Linked DNA regions of Homo sapiens: region 1 is linked to region 2. A link is a contact called in ENCODE Hi-C data. All regions are on one chromosome and are shown on one strand. The core of a region is the stretch at or near the end of the contact, and the rest is flanking DNA. Distances in the headings are between cores, read along the strand shown.

Region 1 (6,990 bases), core at 3,897-6,396, 4.5 Mb after region 2:
AACTTGTAAGAGGCATGCCAGATCTTTTATATAGTTGACCACCACAGTCACTATCTACTTATAAATAGCTTATAAGACTGGCATATAACATGCAATGTTTATAAAACTAGTTTGTTGCTAAACCTAGAAAAAATATTATTTTCCCTCCAACTATTTTTCTTCTTTAAAATTTAAAAACTCCATTCCTCAAATTACCTTTATTCTTTTGTTTTCTTCTACTTCTTAAAAAGAGGACTTTTAATCAATTTTATTAATTCATTTCTTTTACCTTCCCCTACTATTCAAGAAGAACCTTACAAAAATCTATGTTTGGCTAATAATGAATGATTACTATTAATTTTATCACGGCCATTTTATCTCTCACTTTTTATTTCCTTTGATTCTGCTCTTAAAATTATTTTGTTATAAAAAATGGAAGTCTCGGCTGGGCACATTGGCTCACGTCTGTAATCCCAGCGCTTTGGGAGGCAGAGGTGGGTGGATCACCCGAGGTCAGGAGTTCGAGACTATCCTGGCCAACATGGCGAAACCCTGTCTCTACTAAAAATAAGAAAATTAGCCAGGCATGGTGGCGGGTACCTGTAATCCCAGCTACCTGGGAGGCTAAGGCTGGAGAATCTCTTGAACTGGAGAGGCGGATGTTGCAGTGAGCCGAGACTGCGCCATTACACTCCAGCCTGGGCAACAAGAGCAAAACTGTCTCAAAAAAAACCAAAAAAAAAAACCTCTATGAATTACAAGTAACTTGAGGGGTCACCTCTTTGTTATAATAATTTCTCACTCTTTTTTCCACATTATAAATTATGCTTAATCACCTAGGTTTGATTTTGCTGTGAATTTATTCTTCAACTCGTAGAAACCCCAACATTCTATAGAACTTCTTCTATTCAACAATACAGATACAGGTCAATTCCAGAAACCTCTCTACATCCACACAACCCCTGTATTTCTTATTCACCTGCTATAAATATTATTTGCTTGAGACTCTTGTTTTTGGTTTCTGCCAGTTTGTTTTTCTTTCCACTTTGTTTCATATGCTGCCTCTTTCAAGGTCTCTAAAAGGAGAAATACTCCCTCAATTCTCTGTATAACCATTTTCTTTTTCTTTGATCTCTTAGAAATCTTTATTAAACAAAGATTTTCCAATTTTTTCTTCACTCATACCTCTTTTCCAGGCTCTTAAATGACATTTCTTACTTGCCGAATTAATGGCTTATCATATTCCCTGTCGCTCAAGATTTAATCTTTAGAATTCTTTTTCAATAGTCCCTCTTCCCTACTCACTATGGTTAATAGATCAGTGTGTTCTTAAATCGAGGTTTTTAATTTAAATAATCTAAATCAAAATCATGAAGAAGGGTTGTTAAAAATGCTAGATTCATGTGCTTTACCCTGAATTAGCTGAAAAGGTTTTCAAGGATAGATCCCAGAAATCTTTTTAAATCAACAACCCATGTAAGACTTAGGCATACTACATTTTGAGAACTACTGCATTATATCAATTTTCACCTAAGTCTGCTCATTCTACCTTCTCAGTGTTTCTCATCCATTTATCTCCTATTGTCTCTACCCTAGTTCAGGGCTGCTTCATCTCTTAGCTGGACATCTGTAATAGGATTTTCCTGCCTTTAGGATATTTCCCACTTTAATTCATCCTACACACTGGAGTCTTATTAATCTTACTAAATTGCAGCTCTGCTCATTTAATGTGACAACAATTTACTGAGAGCATACTATATACTAGGTGCTCTAGGGCAGTAGATTCTAAATGGTGTGATCACCAGATTTATTAAGTGAGGGAAAACTTTTCAAAATAGAGATCCTCCACCACCTCTCCAGGCCTACTTAATTACAATCTTCAGAGCTAGAATTAAGACAAGTTTCTTTTTAAAAAGTTCCCCAATTGACTCCTTTGGGTAACACTAGATGCTTTTGAATAACATTAGACTGGAACAAATAAAGATTATGACATTCTTGTGTATTTCAGAACGTACTGGGAGGGATATGAACATAAGCAAATAGCTACCATATAATATGCCGATTAATGATATATTAGAGGTACCAAGTGCCATGAAAAGATTAATTCGAACTGCATTAAATACCTTCAGCACCACACCCAGCTGGATGAAATCTGTTTGTCCTGTAATCTTCCATAGCACTTTATCTATAATCCTCTTATGGTCTTCTTTCATCTTGCTCAATAATTATTTTTTTATTTGTCTCATTTCCTCTACCCTTGTACTTGAGGCCACAGTCTTGGTCTTTGTGGTGCATGTAGTCTGACAAGAAATTTTTTTTGGAGTTCAAATTTATTTACACGATAAAGTTACACAAAAAATTAAATTTTGTAAAGTTAGGTATTTAATAAATGATCTCAAAAATAGGTCCTTGTAACTCTAGGATATATGTAGCCAAACGTATGGATCTTAATCCCTGCATGGCACTTAGTACAGTTCCTTTAACACAACAAGTACTCAATAAAAAAAGCTGTGCATAAACCAATGGGGTCTGGGAAAAATGTATTTGGATATGCAATAAAAATACTTAATATGTCCAATATCCACCATCAGGTTATGATTCCAAACGAAGTAACATGGTGGTGGTTTTTGCAAACTGATAACCTGTAAGTCAAAACCAGCCAAACTGTTTTGTTTGGATGGCTCGGGTGGGGATGGAGGGTTGTTTACAATTTTAATTTGAATGTCTTCTGTCTGGGCAAATATACTTTGAATTGCCACAGGCCCTACCACTTCCTATTATCTTACACTAATCTGACTTACACATTTATGCTATCTATAGGTCTAAAAATGGGAGTTCTGAAAGGTGACAGATAATTGCTCCCAATCATTTCTGCTTTTTGAGTCTTGGCTACTGTTATGGCCTTGAGTCTCCCCAAAAGTTATATGTTAAAGGTGTAACCCCTAGTACTTCAGAAAGTAACCCTATTTGGAGATAAGGTGTTTGAAGAGGTAATTAAGCTAAAATGAGGTCTTTAACACGGGCCTAAATCCAGTAGGGTTGGTGTGCTTACAAGGAAAGAAAATTTGGACACAGGTGTGCACACACATGGAGAAAACAGCACATGAAGACAAAGAGATGAGACAGTGATCTGAGTCAAGGACAGAGACCTCAGAAAGAAACCAACCCTGCTGATACCTTGATCTTGAACTTCTAGCCTCCAGAATTGTGAGAAAATAACTTTCTGTTGTTTAAGCCACCTAGTCTGTGGCATTTTGTTATGTTTGCTCTAGCAAACTAATATGGATCTCAACTATATTTAGTATTAATCTTGGCAGTTTTACATCAAAACTTATTTGTTCAAGTCTGTCTGCCAGGTACATGGTGAACACAATTCTGAGTAGTTTAGGGTTTAGATGATGCAAGTTATATGTAAGATATATTCATAAACATAAATAAGAAACATTATAAAGAATACAAAAAAATGCCAAATAAAGACTATTATAGGCATTCAGGAGGGAGAGAGGTGACTATGGACTAGGTCACAAAAGATTCACAATTTGACCTGGGTCTTAAAAGCGTAAGTAGGATTCAGCCAAGCTGAGGAGAGAGGACATCAAGGAGATAACAGTGAACAATGCCAAATACATGTCTACTACCGGAGGAAATTTATTTTTCTCCTTTTAAGTACCTCTATGTTCAAGTTTCTTTTCTGTGCTTTCTAACCTCTAAGATCACTATATATTTTTAAATGAATGGTGTAAGTCCTTACAAAATTTAGGCATTTTTTTTTCTTGTCAGATAAATAACAGTTCAACTGACTTTGTTCAGTACAACACTGACATCCAAAGGATACTCGGGTTCATCTGAAGGCCTCTTGGGCTTCTGCTGAGTTGGTTTGATTTTCAAATGGTCTATGTAGGCAGTAAGCTGCTCATGGAACATTCTCTTTTGAAACCCTGGGCATTTTTTGATCTCTTACCCATTTATCAAATCTCATCACATTAAATGGCTCCACAATGCAGGTGGCCTGTGTTTTCCTAAGTGCCTCCTCTTCTTAAGAATGTATTACTCAGTTCATTAATGTTTCATACTTAAGTATTCTGTGTATTTAATTTTTTATTTAATGAAATTTCTAACCTTCAGGCTGACGAATTATTCAGAATGTTTCATCCAAGCTGTTGGAAAAGTGCTCATTAGCAGGGAGTTTTGAAGATGGAATTTTAAGAAAGGGGTTGGCAGGATCCCAAACACATATAGATCTAAGCTTTCATAAATGCTTCCCTACCTTAGCTATGGAGGAAGAAATTGTTGATAAGCAGATAAGTTTTGCTTTAGTTTTTACATTTTAGTGACAATAACAATGATTTCTGTGGTCTGATAAAAGATGTTCGTTTAAAGAGTTATCTGCAGAAAGCTGTGTGGTCACTAATGTTTACTTTCATTGACAAATGAGATCGTCTTGTGTGGGACTATCATCATCAAATGAGACACAACTGAAACTAAAGCAGCCATGCTTACCATTCGGTTTAAAATTTTTAAAATTAAAATAATGCTCCTAACGAAAGGAGTCTCAGCTGAATTAGTTTGAGTGTTGGCATGGACTGGGCTCAAATCACCTGCTCATCTTTAACACCTGCCTTCAGATTTATGGGCGATTAAGAACTTAAGTCTGAGAACCTATGAGACTGTCACAGAAAATAAAATTTCAGTTCTTCGTCCATTAACTGGTTCAGATGAAATTTGGGGTCAGAAACAACCAGAACGTTAAATTTCATTGTAAACTTAAATCGCATTCAATGGTTAAAGACTACAAAATGTATGTAGTGCAGTTAAAAAACCTCACACAGCAAGAGGTTATTGAATGTTTAAAGATCCAAAATTTCAACTTTTTGTGGTTAAGTACAGTTATGTTGGGTAACAAAGTTGACAGCAGGTTTCTGTTACCCCCCTGTTGGAGGAGGAGGAGGCGCTACCACACGCTTACCTTAGGGAAATAACGTGCACTTTATAACCGTTCAGGTAAATCGTTGGGTGAGAAAGAAGAATAAAGGACACAGCCGGTGGAGGGACCCCAGCACACAGTCCCGTGGGTGCTCCGGAGGAAACGGCCGCAGCCCCAAATCTCCTAGTCTCTCTAGCAGGGAGTTTTCCCGCGGAGTCTCGCCTGGCGGCCGGAAGCCACCTCAAGCCGCCCACCCGGAAGCCGTCGTCTTGGCAACTGGGTATCGTCCCACCCCCTTTTCTTAGCAACGCCTATCGCCTTAGACGTCTGAGGTCAGCCGAGCCTCGATTGGTTCCTCTGTCTTTCACTCTGGGAGACGTTTGAGACCCAGCGTCTCTAGATCTCGTATTTGAATTTGTGGCGCTTGGTGTCCGCGAGTTGCCGAATGAAGCTGAGCGTCTCAGTGGAACCAGGGATCTCAGGGGTGAGCGACCGCGAGGGGAGAGCGACGAAAAGGGCGGCCGGAGCTGGAGGGGCGCGGAGTTAAACAAAAAAGGGCGGCCGGAGCTGCAGGGGCGCCGAGTTAAACACGTCATTTCCAGATGGGGGGCTTCAGGCGAGCTGCTTAGCTCCCCTGAGGCAGGCCCTCCGTCTGTTCGCCTTTTCGTAGCCTCTGAGTTTTTCCCTCACGTCGTTTTCCGGCAGTCCCAGAGACGCCACGCCTGCCCCCGTTCTGTTGCCCCTGATGGAAGGCTCCTCTTAACGCTACCTTCCCTCTTTCACAAAATGTCTCTCAGCTTCCTTATTTCGACGTGCTTACACCTCCCCCAAGTATAATTCACTCCCCACTGATGTCTTTGGTAGTTTCATCCTCGTCTTCATCACTAATACTATGAGACACGGGGTGCGTGCACTTGACGATGTAGAAAAATGGTTTTCGCGCAACCTGGTGAGCGTCCCACACCTCACAAATTGAATCCAAAAAATTCCTTATTCATAAAAGATGCTGCTGTCCTACTCTTCCCGACCGGGAATATCATGACGTGGAAAGCAGCAAGTGACAGCGTTTTATAAAGCGCTACAAAAGTAAGCTATTGATGCGTTCACATCGGAAACATAATTGTTTTGTTTTCGGTCGGACCCTCTGGATCCATAGGTTTCGTATTGGGTTTATGGATACTGTTCAGACTTTGAAATGAATAATGCCAAAAGTTACGTTGGAGGACAAACTGAGGATTGATCCCAAGCACAAAAGTAACCACTGATTAAAACCTTCTCTTCATTAACCTTTAGCTTCTTTGTCTATTGTGATACTTCTCCCACCCCGGTGGATTTAATTTCCATTGAGATTTATGAACATTTTAGGAGTTTACAGTCTAAATAGACAGCTTTCCCCACCTCTCCTGTATATGACCATGAAAATCCTCTATTAACTTTCCAGTTTGATAATGCAGTATGAGCTTCTATATGCTTAGCCTCTAGAACAGAGATTCTTTTGGGGGTGGGGGGTCTTAGTCCTGTTTAAGACCCAGAGGAAAACCTTGGAGCTTTTCTCCAGAATATGACACATACACACAAAATTTTGTATTAGTTTTAGAGAGTTGTATTTTGTTTTAGTAGAAAAGAGATCTGACTTTGTTGCTCAGACTGATCTCCAGTGTCAGCCTCCCAAAGGGTTGGGATTACAAGCGTGAGCCGCCGAGCCCAACCCTGTTTTAGGGAGTTTTAGATTCTGTTTTGAAATGTGGATATTAGTGGGACCCCAGTCCAATTCTACACGTTTATTTATATATATACACACACGTATGTCTATATATATAATTATATATATTTACATAATATATATCTATGTATATAATTTTTTTAAGTAGAAATAAGCAGCGAAACAGTGTTTTAACTTCTACCGAATGGCTGTCATTTCTTAGTTTTAAGACTTGTAGTTCGGAGGGAGGTGGAATGAGAAGGCTGAAAATTTTACATGAGCTCTGATTTAAGGATATTAGAAAAGTCATTTCTAAGTGTGGCGGTCCACGCCTGTAATCCCAACCAACACTTTGGGAGGCTGAGGTGGAAAGACTGCTTCAGCC
Region 2 (7,183 bases), core at 412-2,911:
TAGGACTCCCCTAATCCACTATTCACTCCCACTGTGGTTCACAAACACCCCAATGACCCCACATTAACAATCATTAACACCTGGTTTTTCAATGACCCTCCATGACTGCCCTGATCCACAAGTTATTCTACTCCATGTCTACTCCCCCCTACCCCCAACAATGACCATCATTAACCTCCACTAACACCCAGCACTTCAGAGACCTTCAGTCACTCCCCTGACCACCTTCAATCTCATTGGTATCCACTCCCCTCCCTACAGTAACCATCATAATATCCACTAACACACAAGACTTTAATGACTTCCATTGCCCCTACCCATGACCATCATTAACATTCACTAAAACCCACAACTTCAACAGCCCCTACTGACACATCCATTTATTCCCATTGATTTCCATTCATCCCCCAATGACAACCATTATTATCCATGTGCAACTATGTCTCAATAATTTTCCCATAAAATCCCAATAATTGCATATTCTGTCACTGACATTCACTGACACTCCCATGTCCCCAAATATCTTTACTCCCTCCTAATAACTGCTCTTACCTGCTATTAATTCCCAAGTCCTCAACCTCCCCATCCACATTTATTCTCAGTGAGGTCCACTGATCCTTCCCAATGACTCCATTTACATCCACTAATTCCAAAGTGATCAATGGCACAGACTTCTCAGTGACTTCCATTAAATCTCAAATGAACAACTTTACACATCCACTAACATTTGGTCCCTTAAAGACTTCCCCAACAGTCTACAAGTGACTTCAATGATGTAAATACTCTGAGTGCCCATCGAACTCCACTGATTCCCCTTCCCACTTCTATTATTTAATAAATAACACCCTACTCCTCAAAAACACTAACTTCTCAACAGTCCTCCTCTGTTGAGTCTATTGACTTTCTTCAGCGCATTCTTTGATCTAAACACTCTAAATCCTCAGTGACCCTCTTTGGTCCTAACAGCCCCCTTTTTGATTCCTCAATGACCTAAACTCACACCAAACCCCCAGTGAACATCCGTTGACAGCCAATGACTTCCTCAATGATGTAAACTACACCATGTGTCCACAGTGACCTCCTCCTGACCCGGCGATGGTTTAAGCCACTTCTCTTAAGTCCCAAGACTCCCTACTGGTCACCCACTGACCCTTCCCCCGTCCAACAATGACAACCCCTAAGGATTCCTTTTAAGACCCCACTAAGTGGAGTCATACCTGTTTCCTCCAGGCCCTCGTCTTCGGGATCCGGCGGGACCGCGTGAACCCCTCCACCTTCTCTAGCTTCCTCACTGGGGAACTGCGTGTCCTCCAAGTCCTCCGCGCCCCCGGGGGCCGGGGCAGCAGTGTCTCCTCCGACCTCCATCTGCACATCCCTGAGTGGGAGGGGAATCGAGGGTGACGGGCGGTGAAAGAAACTTCTGAAAAGCCTTTATAGAGTCAGGCCCCCTTGGACACACTCCTACTGCTCATTTCCCCACGGATTTCAATAGGACGAGACATCCAAAATCATGCCCAAATACGTCCCCCCTCCAACACTTTCCGAAAAGAGGAGACTCTACTGGGCCTCAGGAAATAGAGATATACAAACACCTGTTTTAACTCCGAATCTCAATTGGCCGGATACCATTACTTCCCCGTAGCGGCGGTGGCATCACACTTCCGGGTGCGGCCCGGGAGGTGCCACACTTCCGGGTACGACCCCTCCCAGAAGACACTTCCGGTTGCGGAGCTTTATTGGCTCCTCGCGGCGTCCCTCTCCCGCCGCCTACGGGTGTCCCCTCATAGTTGAGATGGCGCGGGCCACTTCGGATCTACGTCAGGTCTGTTCGGGAGCGCAATGAGACCTCTCTGCACTCCTTTCAACGGATCTGGCTACGGCTGCTAACCCGGGAGAGCGAGGCCCACTTCGCTTACCAGTGGTTGGCGTGAGGGGGGACGCGGCTCGCTCTAGCCAATCCCGGAGTACATAGGGCGCGACCGTCTTCTTTCTGGGCCAATCGAGATGAGCCGCCTCATTTCCCCGCTGTCTACTCCCCCCGCCAAATCCTAACCAATACTGTGCGTTGTGTTGCGTTTGCACACGCCCATCCATTGATTGACGTCTCCCTCGACCCAATCGAAGACTCGAGCCTATTCCTTGTTTCACAAGAGGACTTTTGCAGCGTCAGTCCCGATGGATACCTGTGCCGGACCCACAAACGGGCTCTCCCAGAACTGAGGCAACTCCACTTTCTCTTATCCCTTAACCCTGCCAAGAAAGTCAAGGGAGGGGAGAGGCGCGAATGCTTGACGGGCAGTCGCCGCTTCTAATCAGCGTGCCGCGCCAGCAGCTCCGTACCCTGCCGGGTTCCCACGTCTACCTGCAGCTGGGGGAAGAACTCTGCCAGCCCAGGGCAGGGGCGGGCACTCACTTGGACCAGGACCTGCCCGACGCCCCCGGTCCGCCGGGCGAACGGGTCGTCACTTTCTGTGATCAGTTTGGGAAAAGGCTTGGGGGCCCTGCCACGGGCCAGTGTGGGAACCCAGGGTTCGAATTCCCGCCCCGACGCTGCTTCCGGACCGAAAGCCCCCTGAACGCCTTGCCCCAAGTGCCCTGGGCCTTGGTTTCTCCATCAGTGAAACAATGATGGGAATCGCTTGACGTGAAGTGAGTGGAGGTGCTGGCACACTTCGAGTGATTGCTAAGGGGAAGCCTTTGGTACTAGTTAGGATAATTATTTTAATTACAGTATAGTTAGGGTAATGAATTCCAAATACCAGTGTAGCATCATGTGCTTTATATACAATAGGTAATCGATAAGTAATAAATATTAAATTTATATAACAGAAACAATGGATAAATTTATGTGCATACAAAATATATTTACCTAATACATTTAGAAGTATATAATATATAATAAACATGTAAAAAAGTACAATAAAATAACATCTCATAAGCAAACTTATTTATTAATCTCGCTGTGTTACCCAGGCTGGAGTGCAATGGCAAAATGTTATTGACTCATTGCAGCCTCCGTCTCCCGGGTTCAAGCAATTCTCCTGCCTCAGCCTCTGGAGTAGCTGGGATTACAGGTGCCCGCCACCACGTCCGGCTAATTTTTGTATTTTTAGTAGACATGGGGTTTCGCCATGTTGGCCAGGCTGGTCTTGAACTCCCGACCTCAGGTGATTCACCCGCCTCAGCTTCCCAAATTGCTGGGATTACAGGAGTGAGCCATCATGCCCAGCCCAGGGCTACACACTTTAAACAACCAGATCTCGCAATAACTCCCTCAGTCACTGTCACCAAGAGGATGATGCTAAACCATTCATGAAGGATTCACCCCCAAGATCCGATCAACTCCCACCAGACCCCACCTTCAATAATGGGGATTACCATTCGACATCAGATTTCGGTGGGAACATAGATCCAAACCTTATCAGGGGAGTAGAGGAATAGTTACGCCTTCATCTAGCTTTGTCAATCTGCATTTTTACCTCAGAGGAAGCAATCAGATATGCATTTGTTTCAGGTGAGCAGAGGGATGACTTGGGGTTCGCTCCTTTGTCTCGCACCTGTGAAGATAAACTATCAATTTACGTTGTCAGGGTAAAATTCAACAGAACCGTTTTAGGGTAAAGATCTTGCAGCCCACAAGGAATCCCTAGAGGGCAAATTATGAGGGAAGTATGTAGCTTTATCTTTGTAAATATCTTATTTAGGGATAAACTGGGAGGCAGGTTTGCCTGATGCAGTTCCCAGCTTGACTTTTACCTTTGGCTTAGTAATTTTGGAGTCCTGAGATTTATTTTCCTTTTACACCTGCCTTGTATTTCAACAAAACCATATCACAATTAGGCTCCTTTTAAAAATTCTTGCTGATGTGCTCTGTGAACTTTAAAGATTGTTTTCCAGGGAAAATGGCAGAACTAAGAACAATTGTCACACAGTCTCTTATCTGAAACCCTTAGTGCCAGATGTGTTTTAAATTCACACATTTTCCTGATTTTAGAAATGAAATTAGGTGCATGTGCCATGTATTATATAGAGCCCAGCAAGGGACTGGGAAACACCTGATAACTAAACTCATTTTTTCTGAGTGAAACTTTTTATTACTCCCAGTAAGAGAAACACTAAACCGTCTTATGTTAGTTTAGTTCAGGTTTTACCTCCAAGTGAGCTTTTAAAAATTATTTTTCTGGAGCTTTTTGGATTTCAAAACTGCAGACGTAAGTTTATGGAGCTTTATTAGCATTCCGTGTTTGATGATTTGCCACTCTAAACAATTTCTACAATCAAAGATGAGAGATGGGAACAAGTGAAGGAACATAGAGCCATCTCTGGTGTGTCTGCCTTTTTTTTTTTTTAATCAGAAAAGCAAAGACCAAAAATATCTCAACAAACCTCTCCAGTAGATTTTAAGTTATGGCTCATGGCTTGAACTGCAGAGTGTTTACAAATTGTAGACACACACACAGACACAGAGTTTTTTTCTGTTTGTTTTTTTAACAGATCAAAGATGTCTTTGTGACATTATATATGTTTATACTTCCTGACTTTATGGACACTGTGTAAGTCCCAGGTAATCCCAAGCTACAGATGAGTCTAAGAAAGGACGTAAAGGAAAACACAAAATACTGCCTAGGACTTAAGGACAGGAACTCAGTTAGACCCTCATGTTAAGCCTGAGCTTGATCTCTTACGTACCATTTCTGTTTGATAATAAAGCGTCCAATGTCAGGCTGGGTACAGTGGCTCATGCCTGTAATTCCAGCACTTTGGGAGGCCGAGGCGGGCAGATCACAAGATCAGGAGTTCGAGACCAGCCTGGCCAACATGGTGAAACTAAAAATACAAAAATTAGCAGGGCGTGATGGCAGGTGCCTGTAATTCCAGCTACTTGGGAGTCTGAGGCAGGAAAATCGCTTGAAACCAGAAGGCAGAGGTTGCAGAGAGCCAAGATTGCACCACTGCACTCCGGCCTGGGCAAAAGAGTGAAACTCCATCTCAAAAATAATAATAATAATATTAATAAAATAAATAAATAAAGCACCCAACCTTATAGCTAGGTGAGTATCCAACACCCAGCCCATGATCGAAATCTCAGGCTGTGCAATCACCTGACATCCCATAGTTAGGTGCTCATTCTTTACCAAGGCCTGGTCCCAAACCTGTTCAAAAGAAGAATCATTAACTACAGAAGAGAGGATAGATTTATTTCAAAATCTTACACATCTGTGTAGTGTTTTTTTTTTGTCCTATTGTTGCTTGCCAGATGCTCTGTAGAGCATCCTTATTTGCCATGGACAGTTTGACAATCTATGGGTCTGCTGGATCATAAGCCCCAAGTGGTGGATTAGCTTAACCTGCAGTCTGAACTCACTTTCTTTTGTTCTTCTCACTTGAAATCTACAGGTAATTCTGTAAATGAGTCAAAGTCACACACTGAAATGTGGTATGTGTTGCTTCCAAAATCTAAAAGACTTTTACTATTGTGGATAAATAGTAAAGTATATTTTCTCATTTAAGAATATAATTGACTTATCTAAATGCAAAACCGATGTATTGTGGGGTTTATAATATTTGTAGAAATAAAATGTGTGGCAGCAATAACACAAATGACTGAAGTTATACATGATAGCACATTACTTTAAGGCTCTCACATTTTACATGAAGAATTATTATTTGAAGATATATTGTGAGGAATGAAAGAAGCATTTTGTTGACATGGGGAAAAAAATACAGAAATGCCAAAGAAATTTAATGCCAAAGAAATAATAGGCCAAGAGTTGAGATAAAGTGGAATACTAAGTGTATGCCATCCAAAAGAAAGATGAAAAAGAGGAACAAAACAATAAAGAACAGATTGGACAAATAGAGAACAAACAGCAAGATGCAAGACACTAATTCAACTATGTTAAAAATTGCATTAAATACAAATAAATAGTAGAATTAAAACAGAGATTGTCCAACTGTATATAACATCAGGGCCTAAATATAGGCTCACTACAAGATCTCAATGTAATTATGTGGTCTGTAAAAATATAAATGGGCCAGGCGTGGTGGCTCATGCCTCTAATCCCAGCACTTTGGGAAGTTGAGGTGGGTGGATCACTTGAGGTCAGGAGTTCGAGACCAGCCTGGCCAACATGGTGAAACCCTGTCTCTACTAAAAATATAAAATTAGCTGGGTGTGATGGCATGTGCCTGTAATCCCAGCTACCTGGGAGTCTGAGGCAGGAGAATCAGTTGAACTTGGGAGGTGGAGGCTGCAGTGAGCCAAGATCATGCCATTGTACTCCAGCCTGGGCAAAAAGAGCGAAACTCCATCTCAAAAATAAATAAATAAATAAATAAATAAATAAATAAATAAACACCAACAAAAAAAGGGACTCCTGTAAATATACAAAAAAAAAGCAGATCATTTAAAAGTAAAATGTCAAAACATTTTAAACTATGAGATAATGCAGGTATTATAACATCTGAGGGTCTATGTTACTATCAGAAAAAAATACTTCAAAATAAGAAATATTAAAACAGGACATATCATGATGATACAAAGTTCAAGAATATGTTTTCATCCAGAAGACACAACAATCCTAAATATACATATATGAATGCAAAACTTCAAAATACACAAATGTCAAATTGACAGAAAATAAAGGAGAAATAGACAAATCCCTAATTATAGTTGGAGATTTCAGCACTCCATGCTCAGTAATTGACAGAACACTAAGGTAGAAAACAAGAAAGGGTATAGCTAATGTGAACAACTATCAGCCAAATCAACTTAATTGACATTTGTAAAAATACTCCTCCCAATTATAGTAGAGTATACATCCTTTTAAAGTGTACATGGGACACTCACAAGGTACAGCATATGCTGGAAGATAAAACAAGCTTTAATACGTTTTTAATAAGTAAAATTATAAAGAAGGTGTTCTTCGATTACAATAGAATTAAAATAGAAATTATTAACAAAAATATCTGTGAAATCTCTATTGAAAATTAAGACAACACACTTCATATTGACACGTGGATCAAATAATAAATCTCGATGGAATATTAGAAAATATTTTGAACTGAATGAAAATAAAGACACAACAAATAATTTGGAAGATACAAAGCAGTGCTTATAAGAAAGTGTATAACTACATGCTTATGTACATAGGAAGAAATGCCTATAATCAATAGTCTACAT

Evidence for each region. A loop is a pair of places that touch in the nucleus more often than their neighbours do. Pooled maps may share reads with other maps.
Region 1: a map of B cell shows a loop between it and region 2 (31-fold over the local background). The contact joins the promoter of ZFHX3-AS1 here to the promoter of MON1B in region 2. A Hi-C loop is called at or near these places in 4 of 168 maps with a recorded cell type or tissue (B cell, CD4-positive, alpha-beta T cell, CD8-positive, alpha-beta T cell and 1 more) and 8 of 50 pooled maps.

The regions. Positions count from the first base shown.
Region 1 is chr16:72,663,289-72,670,278 of GRCh38, reverse strand. It overlaps ZFHX3-AS1 (ZFHX3 antisense RNA 1), which reads right to left and starts at 5,146. Exons shown (of 4, transcript NR_171704.1): 1 at 4,946-5,146. LINC01572 (long intergenic non-protein coding RNA 1572) reads left to right here and starts at 5,309. Exons shown (of 14, transcript NR_126330.2): 1 at 5,309-5,387. RefSeq lists enhancers at 5,348-5,407, 5,448-5,567.
Region 2 is chr16:77,185,668-77,192,850 of GRCh38, reverse strand. It overlaps MON1B (MON1 vesicular trafficking associated B), which reads right to left and starts at 1,661. Exons shown (of 6, transcript NM_014940.4): 1 at 1,593-1,661; 2 at 1,218-1,375. The coding sequence starts at 1,365. LOC124903725 reads left to right here and starts at 2,285. Exons shown (of 1, transcript XM_047435021.1): 1 at 2,285-2,943. The coding sequence starts at 2,285. The coding sequence ends at 2,629. RefSeq lists enhancers at 1,510-1,559, 1,580-1,869, 995-1,943.